2 separate regions of the Homo sapiens genome follow, and region 2 is linked to region 1. Evidence: chromatin loops called from intact Hi-C (ENCODE). Cell type or tissue: heart left ventricle. All regions are shown on one strand. Each heading gives the region's core, and the rest is flanking DNA. Links, peaks and the distances in the headings are about the cores only. Region 1 holds the start of LOC107985667 (a long non-coding RNA gene). Region 2 overlaps AFF2 (ALF transcription elongation factor 2).

Region 1 (13,465 bases), core at 2,244-10,243:
TCATTTATAAAAACTAAAATTCCAGTATTGTATTTTCATGTCTATTTTTCTCATCTTACCATTAGAAATGAAATAATAAAGTTTGAGAATGCATGTTTTTCTCTATTTTGTAGACACTTTCTGTGTCCCACCCATGTCCCTTAGCCCTTGCCATTTCCATATATATTGGCCCAATTTCTGACTGTCAGTATGTGAGTCTCTGCCTAGACACTGTCTCTGACCACTAGTGTCAGCTTCACCTGCCCACATAGCATCCCTGTAGGATGAGGAATTGACCTCCACACTGTAAGCAGCTCTGGAACATTGACTGATGGAAATTAGTATATTAATGGCCCAATTCTTTCCTACTGTGGGCAGGGTGACTCTGAGGGATGTATTCTACTCTGGTACTGTATTCGTCCATTTTCATGCTGCTGATAAAGACACAACCAAGACTGGACAACTTACAAAAGAAAGAGGTTTATTGGACTTACAGTTCCATGTGGCTGGGGAGGTCTCACAATCATGGCAGAAGGTGAAAGGCATGTCTCACATGATGGCAGACAAGAGAAGAAAAGAGAGCTTGTGCAGGGAAACCCCCCTTTTTAAAACCATCAGATCTCATGAGACTCATTCACTATCATGAGAACAGTGCAGGAAAGACCCTCCCCAGTAATTCAATCACCTCCCACTGGGTTCCTCCCGTGACATGTGGGAATTACAATTCAAGATGAGATTTGTGGTGGGGAACTGTGGGAATTGCAATTCAAGATGAGATTTGGGTGGAGAAACAGCCAAACTGTATCAGGTACCCAGAGGTCTCCACAAGGATTCAGCTCTAGTTGTCCACAGTAGTAACTCACTTGACAACACACCCTTTATTGTCTACTTTCCCTTCCCTTTATCACTTCTTCGCCTTCTACCAATGTTTCCTGAGGTCACCTCTGTAAGGGTTGTTTTTATGTTTCAACTTGGCTAGGCAAACAACAGTATAGATGCTTTTGGTCAAACACCAGTCTAGATGTTGCTGTGAAAGTTTATTTTGAATGCAATTAACATTTAAATCAGTAGGCTTTCCTTGAATAAAGCAGATTCCCCTCCATAATGTGGGTGAGCCTCATCCAATCAGTCGAAGGCCTTAAGAGAAAAAGACTGAGGTCCCCCAAGAAAGTAGGAATTCTGCCTCCTAGCTGCCTTTGGACTTGAGCTGCAACATCATTTCTTCTCTGGGTTTCCAGCTGACCTGCACTTCAGATTTTTGACTTTCCAGCCCCCAAGGCCTTGCGTAAGTTAATTCCTTAAAATAAATCTCACTCTCTCTCTCTCTCACATATACACGCATATATATACATATACATATCTACACACACACACATATATACACACATATACGTATGTGTGTGTATGTGTGTGTATATATATAGTTGTGTATATACCATGTGGTGTGTATGTTTGTGTGTGCATCTATATATGGGTTTACCCTTGAATAACATGGGTTTCGAGTGCACAGGTCCACTTATATAAGGATAAATTGACACCAATAAAATTTACACCAAGTGTGCCTGCCTCCCTTTCCACCTCCTCCACCTTTTCTACCTCTTTTACCCCTGAGACAGCAAAATCAACTCCTCATCTTCCTCCTCCTTCTCAGCCTACTCAACATGAAGACAATAAGGATGAAAATCTTTATGACAATCCACTTCCACTTAATGAATAGTAAATTAATTTTATCATCCATATGATTTCCTTAATAACATTTTCTTTTCTCTAGCTTACTTTGTTGTAAGAATACAGTATATAATATATATACAACCTATAAAGTATGTGTTAATTGACTGTTAATGTTAACCATAAACCTTCCAGTCAACAGTAGGCTATTGGTAATTAAGTTGTTGAGGAGTCAAAAGTTATACATGGATTTCTGACTATATGCAGGGTCTGCGCCCCTAACTGCATCATTGTTCAAAGGTCAACTACATACACACATATGTGTATATACACATATGTGTGTGTGTGTGTGTGTGTGTGTGTATATATATATATATATATATATATTTTCCTATTGGTTCTGTTTCTCTGGAGAATCCTGACTAATAAAACCTCCCAAATAAACTACTTGTATCTGAATCCTTGTCAGGCTCTGCTGCTAGGGGAGCTGAACTAAGACATCATCTTATAGATGAAGATTCAGATTCCACAGCGGAGAACAGGTAGGTGACTTGCTGAGGTCACAAGACTACTTAGATGTAAACCTCAGACTAGAAACCCTATCTCTTGACCTGCACTGCTTCCACCTATAAAGATCAGGCCAACACTTGCCTACTGATCCCCCACCCGGGTCCATGACAGCCTTTGTGGATTGGCCTTTTCCTCTGGGCCCAGTTGCATCCTCTGAATACACTCTCAGCAGTCTTTTGCAGTCAACAGGGCTTGGCATGCAAGAAGAAATCTACTTGCCATCCCTCTTCTGGACTGTATTCCAGTCCAGACTGAATTCAATTATGCTTTCCAAGCCTGCTCCACCTTATCCTACCCCACACATACTTACATGCTGATTGAAGCCTATTCCATTTCCTGATAGAGGTCCCCTCCCCAGCCCCATCAAAAATAAATAAATAAAACCCACACACATCAAAGGGACTGGAGCTTGAAATTAAGTATCACTCCTAGAGCCCAGATCTGATCAGCTGAGGATCTTGCCCCAGGCTCCTTTGAAGCCTTTCAGCCTAGTGTGTGCACGGCCAAGAGTAGGTGGTACTCTGTGTTGATGGATTAAGAAAATGAGCAAATGAATGAATGTACATCTTTAGGTAAAGTGAATTATTTTGAAGTCTCTTATTCCAGTGGCCTTTAGGGGAACTGGCCAAGAAAAGAACAAAAAAATCACAATACTGGTTATTCCTGAGTCCTCACACGTGAGCTCCGAGCTCATTCTAATATTTGCCAAAGTGCTTACAGATGCTGCAACTTCTCTTGTTACAGAATCTAACTAAAGCCATTGATTTAGGAAAGTGGATTGGCAAGATAAACTTGGCAAAGATGGCAAACCCTAGCAGGTTAGTAGCAGCAAAACTAGCTGGTGCAGGGACTTCTGGCCCAGTCAGGTTTCTTTGCACTGTCTCCTGGGACAAAGCTGTCTACATTGGTCTGGGCAGCTCCTAGAAAAAAGAGCCTTGGACAGGGTCTGCATTTAGCCTTAGCAAAAGTGTACCCCTATCCCCATGAATGCTGCAGCTCGGCAGCATACACAGCTGCAGCCCATCAAAAGAAGGATGAAAACCAAAGGGGCCTGGGCTGCATGTTGAGTGGGAAATGATGACAGAGACAGTGGAGCCTTCAACAGAGGAAACATTTTAGGAAACAAGTCTTGGCCTCTGCTCCCTCACCCCCACCTTTGACCCATCATCCTGTGAGAAGAGTGGCTCAGGGCCAGCTGGGGAAGCAAGGATGCTGGGAACTAGGAAATCTGAGTCCGGTTTTTCTTCTACATGAGTACGGACAGTTTGCCAAGGTCACTCAGATGGGGTCATTAACTGTGAATCAAAAGTCGTCTGGGCCAGGGATGAGGGGACCGGATTCCTAGTGTCAACATCACCACTAACCCCTAAGTGCCTCACCCAAGGTCAAGGGCTGTCCAAATGCATGACAATATTGCTGTAGTATAACCGTTCTAATACCTTGAGTTTAGTCTGAACAGTTCACATAGTCTGATCATATCCTAAAAACAACTCAGTGAGATAGATAGTACTATCATGCCCTTTTACACATGAGGAAACTAATTAAGGCTCAGAGAGGTTCATGCGCTTACCCAAAGCCACACGGCCAGTCAGGGTTGGAGTCAGAATTCACACTCCAAATTCAGGGCACATTCTCATATGCCACCGTTTCTCTCACGAGCTTTCAAATAAACATTAAAAAGTGATGAAATACATATTTTTCACACATTTGTCAGGACCTATTCTAAGTGTTGAGAATACAGTGGTAAGTAAGATGCCACAAGGTCCTTGCTCTCTGGACTTGACATTCTAGCAGGGAAGTGTACAATGACCCATTAACAAGAACAGAACTCAAGTTCAGAAAACGGTGGATGCTATGAAGGAAATGAAGCAAGGTAATCAGAGGGAGATGTGGCAGGTCTAAAGACTTGATGGCCAGGGAATGAGGCAGATGGTGCTTTCCACAACCCAGCATCTTTGGAGGAAATCCTGCTCCCCTGGCCGCTGAAGGTGATAACCTGTGGGGTGATCCCACATCTGCATACCTTCTGCCAGGAAGTGTTCCCCAGGCCTGGTCCTCATCATCCTGGAAGTGGCTGTCAAGCTACAGGCTGCCCTGGTACCACATAAGTCTGGGATTCTCTGCCCCTGAGGATGTCAGGAAATATATATGTGTATGAGGTTGGAGGTGGAAGATCCTTCAAAGCCTAGTGTCTACAAAAAGAAGGAAAGTAAATGCATAAGATGTATATTGCTGCTCACAATGAACACAGCTCCTATGTCCAGAACAGCTGGCTTCTTACAGGACTGTAGAGTATGACAGCTGGGAAGGATGGCCCCTAGATGGGAAGACCCGAGCCCAGAAAGGAGACTTATCCAGGGTCACCCACATGGCAGGGTCAGGATCAGGGTCACTTTCAGGTGGATCACACCCTTCTCCACGGCTCATGAACAAGGAAAAAGAGGAGAAGGCACACTTATGGAACAGATGCCAGACACTGCTCAGGCATCGTATGTTCTCAATACCCGCTCACTGAGGGCTCAAAAACCCACTCAAGAGGAGCACCTACTTTCCCCAATCCACTGAACAAACAGACCCAGAGAAGGGAAGTGGCTTGCACAATGTTGTCCAGCTCTCAAGTGGCAGAACAGGATCAATCTGGGGCCACGAGGGCTCTTCCCTTGCTGTTGCTCTTGAGATCCCCCGGCATTTTTTTCTGGGCTTCCTGAATTGCCAAGCAGACCCCCAAAAGGGAGCCAGAGATTGGAGGCTCTTCAGTTGCTCTTGTTTATCCACCAAGCCATAAAATACAAATTTCCAGGGATGCAGGTCACCACCGACTCATGGAGAGCTCCACCTAGAGTGGAGAGCCTTGTGAGGAGTTGGGGGAGGTGAACATTAATATGTTGGGACCTCGGGAACTTAAGGAGCCCCAGGTCCGAAATGCTTGTTGTGCCACCTATGATACAATGAAAATCCCCCTCTGCTGCCCTCCACTTCCTTCTCTGGCTGCCCAGAATGAAGTCTACTGCTGGCCCAGTAGTCTATGAAGTCTACCTGCAGACCCAGGTTCACTCTGGGACCTGGGGTGATCACACCAGGGGCAAGGCCTACATCAGCGCAGTGTGTGTGTGCTCGACCTTCCAGAACCAGGGCATGATGGCGCTTGGTTGAACTCAATAGAACTGAACTCTGCCTTTCAGTGAAGCTTGGACTAATGCTACTCGAAGCTCGTGTGCCTATGTAGGTATTAGGGTGAAGGCAATAACCAAAAAGTGAAAAATGGAACATTACCTCCAGTTACTGTACAGATCTCTTCCTCTGAGACCCCTTCCCAACAGGCAGGTCTAAGAGCCTATTTGTTCTCTGTGAGAACATGTGACACATATTACCGCCCACATTGGAATAGAACTCTGTGCTCAGCTTCAGTTCTGACCACTTCCCAGCTCTGAGTGCCCTCAGGGCACCAGGGTACCTCCTTGCTACCTCACCGGAGTCACCCTTTCTGTGAAGGGAGGCCAGATTTTACGGATAAAAACACAGGACTCCCAATTAAATTTGAATTTGAGATAAACAATGAATAATTATGTCGTATAAATATGATCCATGTACTACGTGGGACATACTTATATTAAGCAATTATTTATTGTTCATCTGAAATTCATATTTAACTGGGCATCCTGCATTTTATCCAGCAGCTGTATTCCTGCGGCCCACGTGGTGGTTGGCACCTGCCGCCAATACTGCTTGATAGAGAAAATAGCATAATATTTTGCAATAGTATTTGGGGATGAATACTATAGGCTGCAAGGGTAACATTTGTGCATTTGTGTCGTTTTTGGAAGACGTTTCCATCATGTATAAAGCCTGTGCCTCGTGGATTGCAAATGAGACCCAGTTCCGGGGGGGGTGGGAATGAGAAAGCAGTTAGAAAAGAACCCCAGGGGATCTGAGACCCGAGCTTCATCTGCCGAGTATTTTATTCTCGTTAATTCATAACAGTGTCTTTAAAATCCTGGACTAGAATTTGAGAACAGTCAGTGTGTGCGACAGTCATTACTCCTTGGAGACTCCCACTCCGCCAGCCGGGCGCCCTTCGTGCGTTCTTGGTGCCACAGCGGCCTCCAGTGGTTCTCTGAGGAACCACACGCTGTCTCCACCGCCAGGCTCCAGCTTGTCCCTAAAGCCAGGGCGGAAGGCGGCGGCGCCCTGTGGCTGCCCAGGGGCCTGGGCTGTGTGGCCGGATCAGAGCTGTAAGGCACAAATCCAAGTGCGCGCCGCCGTGGAAACAAAGCCCTTCCCTGTTGCTGTGAAGCTCAGACCAGACAGGGTTCTATTTCATCTTCCACGCCAACGTGTAACGTATCTGCTGACCCAATTTTACAGATGTTCTCTTCAAAACGGACTCGGCTTTGTGAATATTTTTCTCTATCAAGCTGTGGTGATAGAAATGTCAAAAAGCAGGTTGGGGGGGGCTTGAAATAGAATGAGACACTGTTCTGCTCAGAATTGATTCTTATTCTATCAATTGGTTGGACTGGAATGAATAGTGGGAAAGGTAAAACCACTGGAATTAGGACCCCCTACCCCTGCCCAGTGCCTCTTACCGCCAACCTAGCAACAGCCTCGCTTCATTTCCTAGAAAGGGCGGCACCAGCGATCCATTATTGAAAACACGCGACTCCCATAACCTTGTTCATTTTCATATGTGTAGCTCAGGGCAAGAGGTTCTCTGCTACGGCTTCCCTTTGATTTGAAAGCAATACAAAGAATAAAGGAAAATCAAAACTGTGGCCATAGCAAGGCTGACGCTTGATCCTTCCACACACATGTGTGCCCCCCAGTTACTACAAAGGCAATTTTCCAAACGGGTGGTCGCCAGCCTTCTTCCTTTCACAAAGTGATTTTCTGGCGGTTTCATAGCTTTGAGGTGGCTCCTTTGCACATCATTTCAGCTGAAATCTACTCCCTGGATCGGGAGACCCAAGAAGAGAAACCTTGTGGAAGCAGCAGTCCTTGCAGAAGACTGGACTTGGAGGTGGGCTGAAAATAGACTTGGTGGACTTGGATCTGAGGCTGCTTCCACTTGGCTAGCTGTGTCTCCTTGGTGGAGCTGCTTGCCTCCTCTGGGCTTTAAGCTCCCACCTCAGAATAAGGAGCTGCAGTGGTGCATGCCTGTAGTCCCAGCGACTTGGGAGGCTGAGGTAGGAGAATCGCTTGAGCCCAGGAAATCGAGGCTAGCCTGGGCAACATAGGGAGATCCTGTCTCTAAAAAAGCAAAAGGAAAATAAACAAATAAGGAGGTGGATGAGTGTCCTTCCAACTCCCAGTCTCTGATTCAAGCTACGGTACCTTTGGTCTTTCTCAAACTCTTTAAAGACAATTATTTTCATTCATTCATTTAGCAAACATGTAAGTGCCTAAATTTGCCAGGCCCTAGGTTAGAGGCTTAGTCTAGAAAAATGAATAAGAAATGTCCCCTTCCTTAGAAATAGGTCATTGCAAAGCAACGTAAGAAGTACTAGAGGGAAGATAGGAACTCAGGTTCTGTGCACTCTGCTGATGGGAGTGTGAATTTGTGCTACCTCTCTGGAGGAAATTTGGCACTAACTTCCAGATTTTCAAATGCAGACACTTCATCAATCAGGAGCCCTGGTTGTTTTACTGACTAGTTAATTTAAGCAGAAAAAAAAGGTTTTTTCTTTTTTGTCTGTTTGTTTTTGAAAGGCTTGAGTAGCTCATAGAATCCCAGAGAAGGCCAAAGTCTCAAACCTAAAAAACAGGTAAGGACAAAGGTGACCAGGCAAGCTGCCATAACCACACAAAAACAGTTTGGTAACCATAGTGACACTACCAGTGCTGGACACTGGTGGTTAACATCACCACAGAGCCTTCCTCTGGGGGAAGATGAATTCACACTGGTTCCTGCTTTACCAACTCAAGGAGGAAAGCATCTTGCTGAGTTGAGTCAAAGTCATATGCCTGCTGTCTAGCCACAAGGAAGTCATGGGAAAATGAGCTCCTGGCACTTTGCACCTCTGCAGTGGCAAGAGGGCTCTCCCTGCCTGCCACTCAAAATAATTGAGTGCAGAATTTCCCAAGTAGAGAAAGGCACTTAGGATGCTGGTGTCCAACATCATGTCAAATGTCCTCTACACATGCTTTTGACCCAAGAATTCTATTTCTACAATTTTATCCTTTAGAGATACATTAATACACAAGTGCACAAAGATGGCTGCATGGTGATGTTCTCTGCATCATAGTTTGTAATAGAAATGACACTGGAAACAACCTAAAGAGTCAGCAATAGGAGCTTAGGGAAATGACAGAAAACAATGCGGCCATTATGAACACTGTATTCATTCATTCCACAAACATTTGTTGTGGGTGTTACTGTGTACTGGGCACTAGGAGGCAATGATGCAAAAATAGACACTCTCTACCCCCATGGAGCTTTCTGGGGAAACAGATACAAATGAAATAATTACACAAACCAGTGAAAAAGTACAACCAAGCTGAGGACTATGAAGAAGTGGTATGTGTGTGATGCAAGCTGCTATGCAACCTAGTCAAAGGCATCAGGGAAGAATGCCCTTGGAAAGGAAGGGTTAAGTTGGCCATGAAGATGGAGTAGGAGTTAAAACAAGGAGGTGTGGCAGGTCAGCAGGGGGCAAACCATGAATGGTCTACACAAAGGGCAGGTTCAGGTGTTTTCTGCTTGTCCACATAGTAATGGGAAGCCATTGGGAGGGAGGGAGAGCAGGGAGGTACAAGCGGTAGGCAGAGACACAATCAGGTTTGCATTTTGCAAAGATCATATTCAGAACTGTGTGAACTTGTTTGCAGTGTAGCAAGAGTAGGAGATCAGTTAGGAAGTGGTTCCATGTCCAAGTGATAGGAGATGGCTTCAGAATGGTACCCGGTGGAGGTAGAAACCTGGATGGATACACTGATACACAAAGTATCAGTGGATGCATGTATCAGATGGATACATGGATACACAAAGAGGTAAAATCCACAAGGCCTGGTGATGGATGTCTCTATTCCATAGAGTTTCTGGGCTATCCAGGGCACTCTGTGAGCAAACAGAGTCATGAAACTCAAGGCTAGGAAAAGCAGCATCCTCAGTATTATCTTTTGTGGAAACACTCACATTTATTAGACGTCATGGGAGAGGAAGGAAACTCAGAGGTTTCTAGTTTTGTCCTCCAGGAAATGGCCTCACATGTTTATATGGAAATTCTTCCAATTTGTGTGTCACAGAAATTTGGAATTGGGGAAGCCCTTAGAAATCACACAGTGTGAAAAGCAGACTAGAGGTGCCATGCCACCACACACCCAGGTTGTAAAACAGGATGTAGAAAAACCAATAGGAGATAGAGTATGAACCATTTTTTTATATATGTATTATTCAGGGGAAGGACTATGCCAAGTAAACAGTGGTGTTAGATTATTTTCTTTGCTTTTGTATATTTTTCTAATTTTTCTGTGATGAATATGTAATAATTTTTCAACTGAGAAAAAATGCAATATTATTTTTTAAAAGAAATCACCTATTTAACATCTTTTCTATGGGTGAGGAAACTCAGATGGGAGGGTCTCTCCACTGAACAGGAAGAAAGAGAAATCCAATCTACTACTACTACATGAAATGGTTTGTTATTAAATCATCTTGATTTGAAAGCTCCTTGCAATCTTTAAAAATGTATTCAAGGCTATATGCAAAGGGCCAATCACCTGATATAGTCAGCATGCTATTTTAATAATTGAGCATGCATTCTCCAATCATAGAAGTCTCAGAGAAAGAGGGGATTTTAGTAGTTTTTCTTTCTGTAGCAAATGTTTGCCTATGTTAGAGTTTCTCGGCCTTGGAACTATTGCCATTTGGGCCAGATAGTTCTTTATTGTTCTGGGGGAGGGGGTGCTGTCTGTGTGTGATTCCTATCATCCCTGGCCTCTACACACTAGATGCTAGTAGCAGCCTTTCCCCAGTTGTGATAACCAAATATGACCCTAGACACTGACAAATGTCCCAAGAGGAGAACTGCTCTCTATTGAGAACCTCTTGCCTACGTGATGCTTACATAGCTCAGATGACAGCTCACCACACTTAGGAGCAGGCTCCTTCAATGGTAAGCTGCTATGTTAGAAAGTTCAGCCTCTGTTTTTTAATTTTTTTTTTTTTTTTTTTTGGCGGAGTCTCACTCTGTCACCAGGCTGGAGTGCAGTGGCACGATCTCAGCTCACCGCACCCTCCACCCCCCAGGTTCAAGCAATTCTCCTGCCTCAGCCACCCAAGTAGCTGGGACTACAGGTGCACGCCACCAAGCCTGGCTAATTTTTTTTGGTTTTTTTTGTATTTTAGTAGAGACAGGGTTTCACCAAGCTGCCCAGGCTGGTCTCGAACTCCTGAGCTCAGGCAATCCACCCGCCTTGGCCTCCCAAAGTGCTAGGATTACAGGCATGAGCCACCACACCCGGCCGAAAGTTCAACCTCTGGATGGCCATCTGTCTCCTTGCAGGGTCCAGTGCTGGATCTTCCCTTGGGGCTCTAGATATCATGTGTTTAATCTCTCTTGCCTCTGATGGTTCTTCAGAAATTTCAAGATAGTGCCATGCTCTCCCCCCAACCCCCTACTTTTACCCACCCGAGTCTTTTCTCTCCCCATTTGAACACTTCTTCAACTGTTCCTCACATGATATGCTGGGTCTCACCCATCTTAGGGCTGTCCTCTGAACAGGCTCCAGTTTGTCCACATTTCCATGACAGCTCCATGTTCGCAACTAAACACAATTCTCCAGGTGCTGGCTGACCGTGACACGTAGGCAGAGCAGCTTACCTCCTCCTTCCTCCTGGATATCCATTTATGTAGCCTGAGATGCCTTTCACTTCCTGGCAGCCACATCACACCGCATCCCCATTCTGAGCTGTTGGCCACAATGTAAAAGGGTTGCATGTGCAATACTGCTCCCTTGGGTCACCCCTCACTAGCACCTTGGTTCTGGGGCCTTCCTGTTAGGTCTCCATTTATCCTTTTCAAACTTCAGCAGTTTCCAAGAACTGGTAGGCATGCTTGCCTCTGAGGATAATAGGGTAGCTGGGAACAGCATGGAAGAGGAAATGACTCTTCATTGTATACATGTTTGTGCCTTTGTTTGAGACAAGGTCCCACTCTGTCACTCAGGCCAGAGCGCAGTGACATGATCAGAGCTCACTGCAGTCTTGAACTCCCAGGCTTAAGTGATCCTCCTGCCTGTGCCTCCCGAGTAGCTGGGACTAGAGGTGCCATGCCACCACACCCAGCTAATTTCTTTAAAAATTTGTGTAAAGATGGGTGTCTTGTTATGTTGCCCTGGCTAGTCTTGAGCTTCTGGCCTCAAGCAATCCTCCCTCATGTTTGTGCCTTTTAAACTTCGCACCATACATAATAAACAAGCCAGTAAATGAATACATTGAAGTTACTTCACCTGCTGAGATTTACTCAATCCTTCCAGCCTGCCTTTATCTATTTGGAAATGTATGTCTTCCAATGTCCTCACCAATATAAGAAGCACTGCCTTCCGAATTTTTAGTCGAAACCAGTAGGATAGGTAGAAAAAGATAAACTAAGGCTCATGAAGACACTAAGCCAAGACCACTAAACAGGCAAATTTCCAGTTGGAACCCCAAGAACCCACTAATTTGCTTCCTTTACCTTGTTGCTATTGCATATATGGTTTCCCTAAGCCTACCTAATTGGTCAGCCCACTTCCTCTTTCTTTCTGGGGAGTCTCTGTACTGTAACTGCAGGGCAAGCTGAGAGACATACCACTGCCCAGAAAAGTGTGTCTATGGTCAAGTGCAACTCACCATCTACCCTCAAGAATTCAACTCCCTAATAAAACCCACACCACAGCTGCCTTGGCCCTCACATGGGGAGGAACAGGTTGGATACTTTAAGGGGGCACACCTGTACCACGGTATCAAGCTCTGTTAAATGGCTCCTTTTATTTTAAGGCAGCACCAAGCGGTCCCAAACCAGCAGCAAGAATTGCACACACGATAATGGCAAATTTAATGTGATTTATTCATATAATAACTCATGCTGCACTTAACACAATACAAACTTATGTTTTTCAATAGTGTAGAAGATGTGAATTCATAAAAGCTGTAAGTTAATGAGTACTGAATAAAAATCACCTGCAAAAGGTTCTTTCAGAAACACACCCAAAACTACAATAAATTAGGGCAAGGGGTTTGTAAATGGCAGCTTCAGTCCTACTCCAAACCTTCTCACCCATATAAATCATAGTCCCTGACTTTTATAGAGGAAAAACCAAAAGCAGTTAACCCCTGGCCTTTGCTCCTCTCCTTGTCCACGTCCCAACTCTTGTTTCCTAGCATGTGCTGAATACACTACTAGACCTTGAGCTTTTGTTCCTCATTGGCAGTGGGAGCCCTCTTGCCTGGGCCGTCACATTACTCAGAGCCAAGTACCTGAGGGTTGGCTCCCAGCCACCTCATCTGGAACCAACTTGTCGGTTTGTTCTCTCCCACCCAAACTCTTCCCCCATCAGAGGATAAGGACTATCACCTAGAATCCAGAATCAAACAAGGGCATCCTTTGGTGATTAGCACCATACATGACAGTGATGTCAGGCAGGGCATGGAGTAATAGCCGGGAAACTCTGATCCCAAAGAAAACCCTTGAGCGTGGGCTCCCCACAACAGACTGTGTTTTATCAGACACTCAGAGGAAAGTGGCATCTGTCCCATCAGGTGAGTTAGTGGACAGGGACACCAACGGGAGCTTTCAGTAACATGTGGAAAGGCAAGACCCAAGAGCAGTGAGGGCTCTTGGCCATTATGGCCAAACGATTGGTGATGTGAAGGCAACAACTGACAGTCCTCTCTGCTTGAAGTTCTCATGTGCAGAAGAGAGAAACTGTCCTGAAGTACCAGGGGACCACTGAGTGCAGTGGGGCTGATGGCAGGTTCCACCACAACGGGCTATGCCTAAGGCCCCAAGGGACACCCTGGGTTCTACTTTAATCCCAGATCCCAGGCCAGAATTCAAGAGATTCCTCTGAAGAGCTATAACCTGCAGGATGGACTTGGGAAAGGAAAAGGGGCTGAGCCTCTATTTGGGAGTTTATACCCAAAGCGCTTCACACAGTAAGGTATGGACAGCTTGGGAACCTGACAGGCGGCAAAAGATTGGGCAGAGAGGGAAGAGTCAGTTTCCCTCTGTAGCTAGGGTGAGGCTGCTCCAGAGTCACTTGGTTACCT
Region 2 (8,000 bases), core at 1-8,000, 940 kb before region 1:
ATATTATTGAGACAGTTGGTGAAATCTAAATAAAGTTTGTAGGTTAGATAACAGTAGAATATCAACATCAATTTCCTGATTTTGATAATCATATTGTGGTTATGTAGGAGAATGTTCTTTTTTTAGGCGATACACAATGTTGGGTTTACAGGTAGGGGGCTATCATGACTGCCAATTAACACTACGTGAAAGATATATAGGCTATTTTAATGTTCTTACAGCTTTTCTGGAAGTCTGAATTTTTTTTCAAAATAAAAATGTTTCAAAAAAACAAATGAGAAATGTTCCCCCGCCACCTCATCCTCATTCTATGCATTGACCTTTGTCATTTCCTGGACCAGTAATTGGGTCCCTTCTAAGTCACCTGAAACCATCTTGTTTGCTTGCCCTAACTCTAGTACTGGCTCAGATGAGCCTGCCTCTGTACCTCTGTATCCCATTTCTCCTGTTGATTTCTTTCTTCTCCTGACATCAGAAAACCATTTGAAGGACAGTATACACATTATCCTTTCCTTGACTCTTTTTAGCAGCTCTCCAATGACCATTTGCCTTTAGCTGACCCAAGAAAGTGATGCGCTGCTAACCATAGGTAGTGTCCTGTAATTGCAGATTTCAACTGTTTTCATATGCTTAGAGTAGCCTAAGGCAAGTAACAATCTGTGCTAGGAGAAGAGCAAAGACTACTGTAATTCACTTTACTTTTTAAATTTACCTCTGGAAAAGAAAGAACAAGAGAGCCAATAAAACTTGAGGGATTTGTTAATTTGTTAATTTGGTATTTGATTTGCCCTTACAGCTGTACCTCACCTTTTAGATATTTTTCTACTTTGGGAAAACTTTAGCACACTAGTCAATTATATATTATTTTAACTTCTCGAGGTGAGCTTCTCATTTAAAGGGAAACTGAGATCAATTCTTTTGTAAAATCAGTCATCACTTCCTACTCTTGTTAAAGGAATTTTTTTCTGTGTTGATATGTCTTCAGTTGTGAAGTGCACATATATGTTATAGAAATTCTCATGGCGTTCCTGGTGTTCAGCCTTAGACCTTTGACAAACTCCTGGTAACATGGTCTCTTGAAAGGCAGAGTGGAAATTGGGGCTAGGCATGATGTTATGGCAATCATCTGGCTCAGGAAAGCTTCTGGAACTAGGGAGAGAAGTGCCTTCCCATTTACATTTTGGATTCACTCCAGTTCACATTTTGGATTCATTTCAGTTCATTAATTTTTTTCATAAGCACTATAATACTTTAAAATAATAAATATTTCTAAAAGAAACAATCCGTTCTCAACTCACTTAAACCAATGTATTCAAAAAGCCATATGAATGTTATTTTCATTCAGAAAATTACACATCTGGGTATGGAATTTGCTTCAACTTCACCATGTTGAGTATAAGTGGTCCCTATTTTTTTTTAATAAAGGGCTTTTCTGTAGTTATCTGAGAACATTCATACAAATTTCTTTCAGGTCATTAAAGTAAAAATTTTGATTTAATGCGGATAAGTTATTTTAAAGATTTTCCTTAAGAAACATCTTCTGTTTTCCTACTGTGCTCATAAAGTTGATAATCATAACTTAAGTTATATTGATACAAATTTTGTCCCAGATTCCAGATCTGAAATATCATCAATCATAAAGATTTATAAACAAGCCAGTAAAAATAAGCCCATCTGTTTTCTACTCCAAGGGTGCTAATGGAGGTGCACACCAGTGTGATGTCCAGGACATTTTGTCTGCCTCCTTAGTTAATGAGAAAATCTGTGGTAGCCCAGTGCTGGCTTTGGTAGGTTGAGGGAGTGGACTGCCATGCATGACCCCATGACCCTTCCCATTCCATTGAAGTTTTTCTTCACCCATGATGACATGAGGCAGTGTGTTATCATTAAAGGAACACTGAGAGCATCTATCAGGCACCTTTTTTGTTCCTATGCAATGGGGCCTTTATGTACAAAAACAAAGTATAGGTCAACACAGCTACAGCAACTGGCTAATCAGTAAATGAGTAGATTGTGCTTGTGTTGACATTTCTGTTGTCAACCTAGTCATTTGTTTGTTTAAATGATGGTTGTTAACATATCAAAACTAAGCTTGAGAAAGTGATAAATTGGATGCGTGTTTGTCCAATGGTTTCTGATGCAACATGATATTTTAGCAAAAACCTTCTGATGTGCGCAGATTCTCCGATGAGGTTCAAGGAGTAAATAAATTATTCTGAGGGTAGGAGTACTCCCACCACATGGCAACCTGCTTTGAGGCTTCTAGCACCCTCATCACCAGCTTTCCAAACCAAAGAATGAGGCTTCTGGAAAACCCACCCATATTTTACTAAGTATCACCAGATGGTTGTAACGATTATTAAAACAAAATTGGAAATGGTTTTCCTCTGTTGTTGGGAATGAAGTGACATAAGTGGCTCTCTTGGAATGGCTAAAATGATAAGCAGCAAGTGGGTAGTCAGGAGTTTCTGGAGGTGCCCTGTTGCCCATTTGAATCTTAGCTTAACCATGTAATCCTGCGACTTTGGGCAAGTCCCTTCCCCTCTTGGTGCCCTGGTTTCCTTATCTGTAAAAAAGGGTGGTTGTGCTTATCAGACAGGTTAATATGTGAAGGGGCTGAGAAGAGTGCCTGGCATGTGGCAATACCTGTGCCTACTTCATGGGGAAGTCAGGAGCATTAGATGACTTCATGTGTGTCAATTATCCAGGATGGTGTCTGACTCATATTGAGCACCCAAGAAATGTTATATCGCTACTGTTATCATTATTGTCATTCTCAGGTCATCTGTGGGCAGATTTGCCAGCCTTTTCCATTGAAGAGCAGATACTCAATATATGGTAGCTATTGTTAATATTATATAATATTATGCCTGGCACATAAGTGCTAAAAAATGTCAGTGTCACTACTATTTAAAATTGTTATCACATCATGAAAATGTCCAGGAATCTTCCATTTGGTTGAATTAAAACATTTTCCAAGTTAGGTGACTTGGCAAGTGTTGCCTTGGGGTGATTTTTGCAGACTGTTCATAACTCCAGTCTTTCATTCCCATCCCATGCCTTCCTCTTTTGATATGAATTAATTCTATGCGTTGAGATTTCCTAAGTCTGGTGGCAATTCTTGTAAATTTGCTCCTTTTTTTTTTCTTGCTTGCAATGTCTTATATAGTTAAGCTGCAATTCCCCACATCACCAGCAGGTGCTGAGGACTAACACAAAATATGTTTCATTCTCGAATTTTTTAAGATTGGGAAGCTTGGAATTTAGGGAAAAAATAGTGTTATACTTAGGAAATGAGAATATTGGAAATTATATAAAATAAGTTGGACTACAACAAGTATATCCTATAGGTATGGTACCCTGACTATTCTTGAGAGAGAATTGAAAGCTTAAGACCATCCTGTTTTTGTCTGTTTAATCATTTACATTTAGCACATGTTTGGGTGGCTCTGCCAGGTGTTCAGCTGAGTGCTGTGGGACCAATGATGAGGAAAAAATGGAAAACAGACATTAACTTTGCCCTGGCTTTTTCTCTTTTTTAGGCATACAGACAGGAAAAATGGCCAGTGAATTGTTCATTAAGAAAAATATAACTTCTGTTTATTAAAATGGACTTTATTAAAATATATCAGAAAAATGAAAGCAAAAAATATATGGTAAAAGTATGAACATAACATTCAAATGCATCTTGGGATGATGAGGTAGAGGCAAACACAAGTCTTCCCCATCCCCCATCTGACACAGTCTTCACAAAGCACTGTATTTGCCAGGAGGACTGAATATTCGCCTTCACAAAAGAAGGCAATGAAATTTAGTACTGATCCAAATAAAATGAAATCCCATGTTCCAGAATTCTGAATATTTATTTTAGGTACAAGGTAAAGGGCAGGTTGGAAAAATGTGGCTTGTTTATCATCATTTCATAGAAGATACAGTAGGAAAACATTCAGCATTATGGAACACGAGATTTCATCTTCAGGAAAGTTGCCCCGAGTTCTACTGAGGCAAGAGGAATTCAAATATGCATTCATTTGTGCATGACTATTTATTATAGGTAATGCATGAAGTAGAAGGAGGAGCATGGGACCTCTCTGAGCCTCAGTGTCTTCATCTGTGTAATGGGGTTGTTGTGAGGCCCTAGGGCATAGTGTAGGTGAAAACGTTTGTAGACTATTAAGCAGCATACAAATGTGGAAGATGGTTAAGGGGTTAACGTTTTCCCAAATATTGAATTTATGTTTGTAAATGTATACAGCATCTATCTGTCTATATGTTAAGTTGGAAGTATTTGTATTTTTATTACCAGGAATCAGATATTTGACTATTTTAACAGCTACACAAGTCAGCTGGATTTCCTCAGCTTTTATTTTTATGTATTTGTTTATTTTAGAATATTTGTATATACATATGAGAAGAATAAGTATTGATAGAAGATTAATTATCTTTTTTTTAAAAAAAAAGCAAAATATTGAACTAGCTCCTTCCTGTCTTATTTGTTCAAGTGTTGTTAACATTCTTTAATGGGGGTTTTTAATCAGTTCATCATCATCACCAAAAGTACATCACTGAAATCTAGATTTAGTAAGCCCTACTAAGACAGAACATACAAATTGATATTTGTATGTTTTCTTGATTCCCATTTTGTGCAAGGCTAACTTAAGATGCCAGTGACTCACAAAACATATTGTTTAAACATGTTCAGATTGCTAACAGACCGTACTGTTATGCCTTTTAGATTCCAATAAACCATATGAAAATGCTAATTATTGAGTCTACATTAATTTGTATAAATTATGCAAATTGAGTAGCAATTAAGTATTACTGTAGTTGAGGTGGATTCCATGCCATTTTTTAACTTAATGTTGGACTGACACAGACTCCATTCACTAAAACAAATTGTTTTATTGTTGAGTGTTTACAAAGCAATTGCTGATGGTAATTGGTTGTAGATGACACTATTGTGCATTTCAGTAAGATTTATTTAACCATATGCACCACAACCAAAACACACAAACACAGGAAGAATGGTCAAGGAATGACTTTATGACAGTTCATTCAGAAAAAACAGTTTCTGTCCATGAAAATAGGCATTCTTTAAGAAAGTTATTTTAGAAACAGACAAATAAGATAAAGGAAATCACTTGGAGAGATGTAGTTAAAGAACAATTGAAAGAAGTAGCATTTAGCAAGAAGTCAAGGCATCACATTCAGTGTTTTAAGCAGGATATTGGGAAGTAATTATAATTTGAGCTGCTTCCACAGTATATGGATGAGAAATTCAGCCCTGATTTGTTCAAACTAATTGTGTATACTTTTGCCATGGTGCACAATGATTCTATCCAAATTACTTAGACATAAACAAATATTGTAACCAAATTGTGAGCCTGGATGTGTGTGTATGTGTGTGTGTGTGTGTATGTATTTAACAGTCGGTCAAACAGTGTCTTCATACTTTATCAAACATTAATTAGCTAAGTTATGAAGTGTTGGCATCTTGGGAGCAGCTTAGCCAATTTTTAGTGATGTTTCATAGAAGGCTAATTCTGGAAGAGATCATCTCAATCCATTATGTGGAAACCAGGAATTTGCAGTCACGCTCTATCACCACTGAACAGAACTCAAGGTCAATTATCTTCTGTCTCTGGGATTCAGAGTGGCTTTTGCAAATGTAAAGGTTATGCACATTGATGCAATAATTATGAAAGGAAAACAAATCTTTCCTTTCACCAAAAAGTGTTGTGTTAAAGCGTGCATAAATTATGATTCACAAATATAGTAATGGCTTTAAGGTTGAAATATGGTATCCAGGTGATTAGTAGATTGTGTTAACCTTTGATTATTATTTTTTTTTTTGAGACGGAGTCTTGCTCTGTTGCCCAGGCTGGAGTGCAGTGGTGCGACCTTGGCTTAATGCAAGCTGTGACTCCCGGGTTCACGACATTCTCCTGCCTCAGCCTCCCGAGTAGCTGGGACTACAGGCACCCACCACCAAGCCCGGCTAATTTTTTGTATTTTTAGTAGAGATGGGGTTGCACCGTGTTAGCCAGGATGGTCTTGATCTCCTGACCTCGTGATCCGCCTGCATCGGCCTCCCAAAGTGCTGGGATTACAGGCATGAGCCACTGCACCTGGCCCGATAATTTGTTTTATGTTAGTTTCTCTAATCGGCGGTGGATTTGGAGAATCTAGATTGATGACAAGTGATCTTCCTGAAAATTGAACCAAAATAAAGAGAATATGTTATGAAATTTCTGCCAGGGTCATATTTATGCCATTATTCTAATAAGAACTTTAATAAGGCAAATCTAGAAATTGGTTTTACTGGCTTCATAAATTTGTCTTTCATAGTCTCCAACTCAATTTTCATTTGCTTTGACTTAAAATATATCAGCATTCTGAAAATTTTGAAGAGTGAATCATTAAATTCAATATTTATTACTTAATATCTTAATAATAAATGTTAAATCTCTTAATGGACTGTATTTCAAATACAGCTCACTAAGTCCTCTCGTTTTCTTTTAAAAACCATACTTCAATGTAATTCCCATTGCCACTTTTGCCAGACATCCTATTTCCCTGGCAAATCTATTGAGGAAAAATGAAGTTTTAAAGCAAGGTCTGTGCTTGGAAAATCTAATTCACTCTAACTCACTAGGTCACTTAGAACCAAATGATTCAAATAGAATTCTACCTATAGCAAAACAATGGAAGCTGTACATAGGGATGTGAGTGAAAGCCTTGCTGCTTTTCTCAGATAGGGTGATTGGATGCAACAGTGGCCCAGCACTTAGCCACAAGTCTGAAGACCCCTGCCTAGGACCAGCTTCATGGCTCTCGGCAAGCTGTCAAACTCTGTGCCTGAGTGTCCTCATCTGTGACTACCATGAAGATCAAATGATACACATAGGTGAAAGTTCTTTGGAATATGAAAAGGATGTAAAAATGACAAGAATTCAGACTTAGTTAATAGAGCAAGGCATTTAAAAGTTGGCATCACATGTTTATTTTGGCTCAAACTGTGGCACTGCATAGTCTGCATTTGAATTCCAGAACTATCCATGTTGAGCTATGCAACCATGGACATGTCACATAGTTTTGTAGGCCCCAATTCCCACAGCTGTGAAATCGTGAAAATAACACTATCCACCTCATAAGGTTGTTGTAAAGGTTGAATAAAGTAATGTCTGGCACAAAAAAAGACTCTTAATAAAGGTTAGATGTTACTACTGGGATACATTGTATTAATGATGACAGAAAGAAAAACCACTATTCTTATTTTGCAAGTAATAGAAGATGTCTGACTAAGCTTTATTTCTTTTTGTATTCATTATCTTCCTTCCAGAAGTTTTGATCCTCAAAACTTTATTGAATTGTCCTGAGTATCCCACATTTGTCCATGTAGTTTTGTTTCATTTCTAAATCACATATCCAATCTTGTTACCTGCTTGCTCAATAGAATAGGATGGCTCCTCAAATGACACCCTGAGCTGTCGTATAAGGAAATGATAAAAGGTGTGGCTTTGTGGTCAGAGAGACATGGATTTGAATGCTAACTCTTCTCCTTACTCATCATGTGGCCTGGGTAAAGTTACTTAAATTCTCCATGCCTCAATTTCATCATTTGGAAAATGGAGGAAATCATAGCACCTAAGTCATAGGGTACTTGACTGTGAGGTAATTTACACAAGGACTTGGCGAATAATAGTCACTCAATATGAGAGCTGCTACCACCATCATTGTGGTTATTATGATGTGATTATTATGATTATTAAAAATTAAATCCAAACTCTTGAGGCTGACATTTAGAAGCCCTCTATAATGCGATCTACCTTTATTCTTTTCATTCCTTACAAAACAGTTTTTTTTGGTATTAGTATGGCCCAAATATTGCATGAGGCATACTTATATTAGCTAATCATTCACTATGTGTCTGAAATTCAAATTTAACTGGGCGTCCTGTGTTTTCATTGACTAAATCTGTCCACCCTACTCACACATCT

Evidence for each region. Hi-C counts contacts between places; a loop is a spot of excess contacts. Peaks named below come from ENCODE experiments on the same cell type or tissue, not always from the same donor. Only the 100,000 strongest peaks of a DNase experiment are listed, where the experiment ranks them.
Region 2: it touches region 1 in a loop (8-fold over the local background); 4 of 110 quality-filtered maps call a loop at or near these places.

The regions. Positions count from the first base shown.
Region 1 is chrX:149,464,746-149,478,210 of GRCh38, forward strand. It overlaps LOC107985667 (a long non-coding RNA gene), which reads right to left and starts at 7,392. Exons shown (of 2, transcript XR_001755972.2): 1 at 6,804-7,392; 2 at 6,159-6,632. IDS (iduronate 2-sulfatase) reads right to left here. Exons shown (of 9, transcript NM_000202.8): 9 at 12,243-13,465. RefSeq lists a silencer at 6,213-6,507. In heart left ventricle, for the core only: a CTCF peak has its summit at 6,331; DNase peaks (open chromatin) are centred at 3,386 and 6,346.
Region 2 is chrX:148,527,458-148,535,457 of GRCh38, forward strand. The region is part of intron 1 of AFF2 (ALF transcription elongation factor 2); the gene reads left to right. Among named protein-coding and RNA genes, the nearest start is that of AFF2, 31 kb to the left of the region's middle. In heart left ventricle, for the core only: a CTCF peak has its summit at 3,224; no DNase peak of the experiment used is centred there.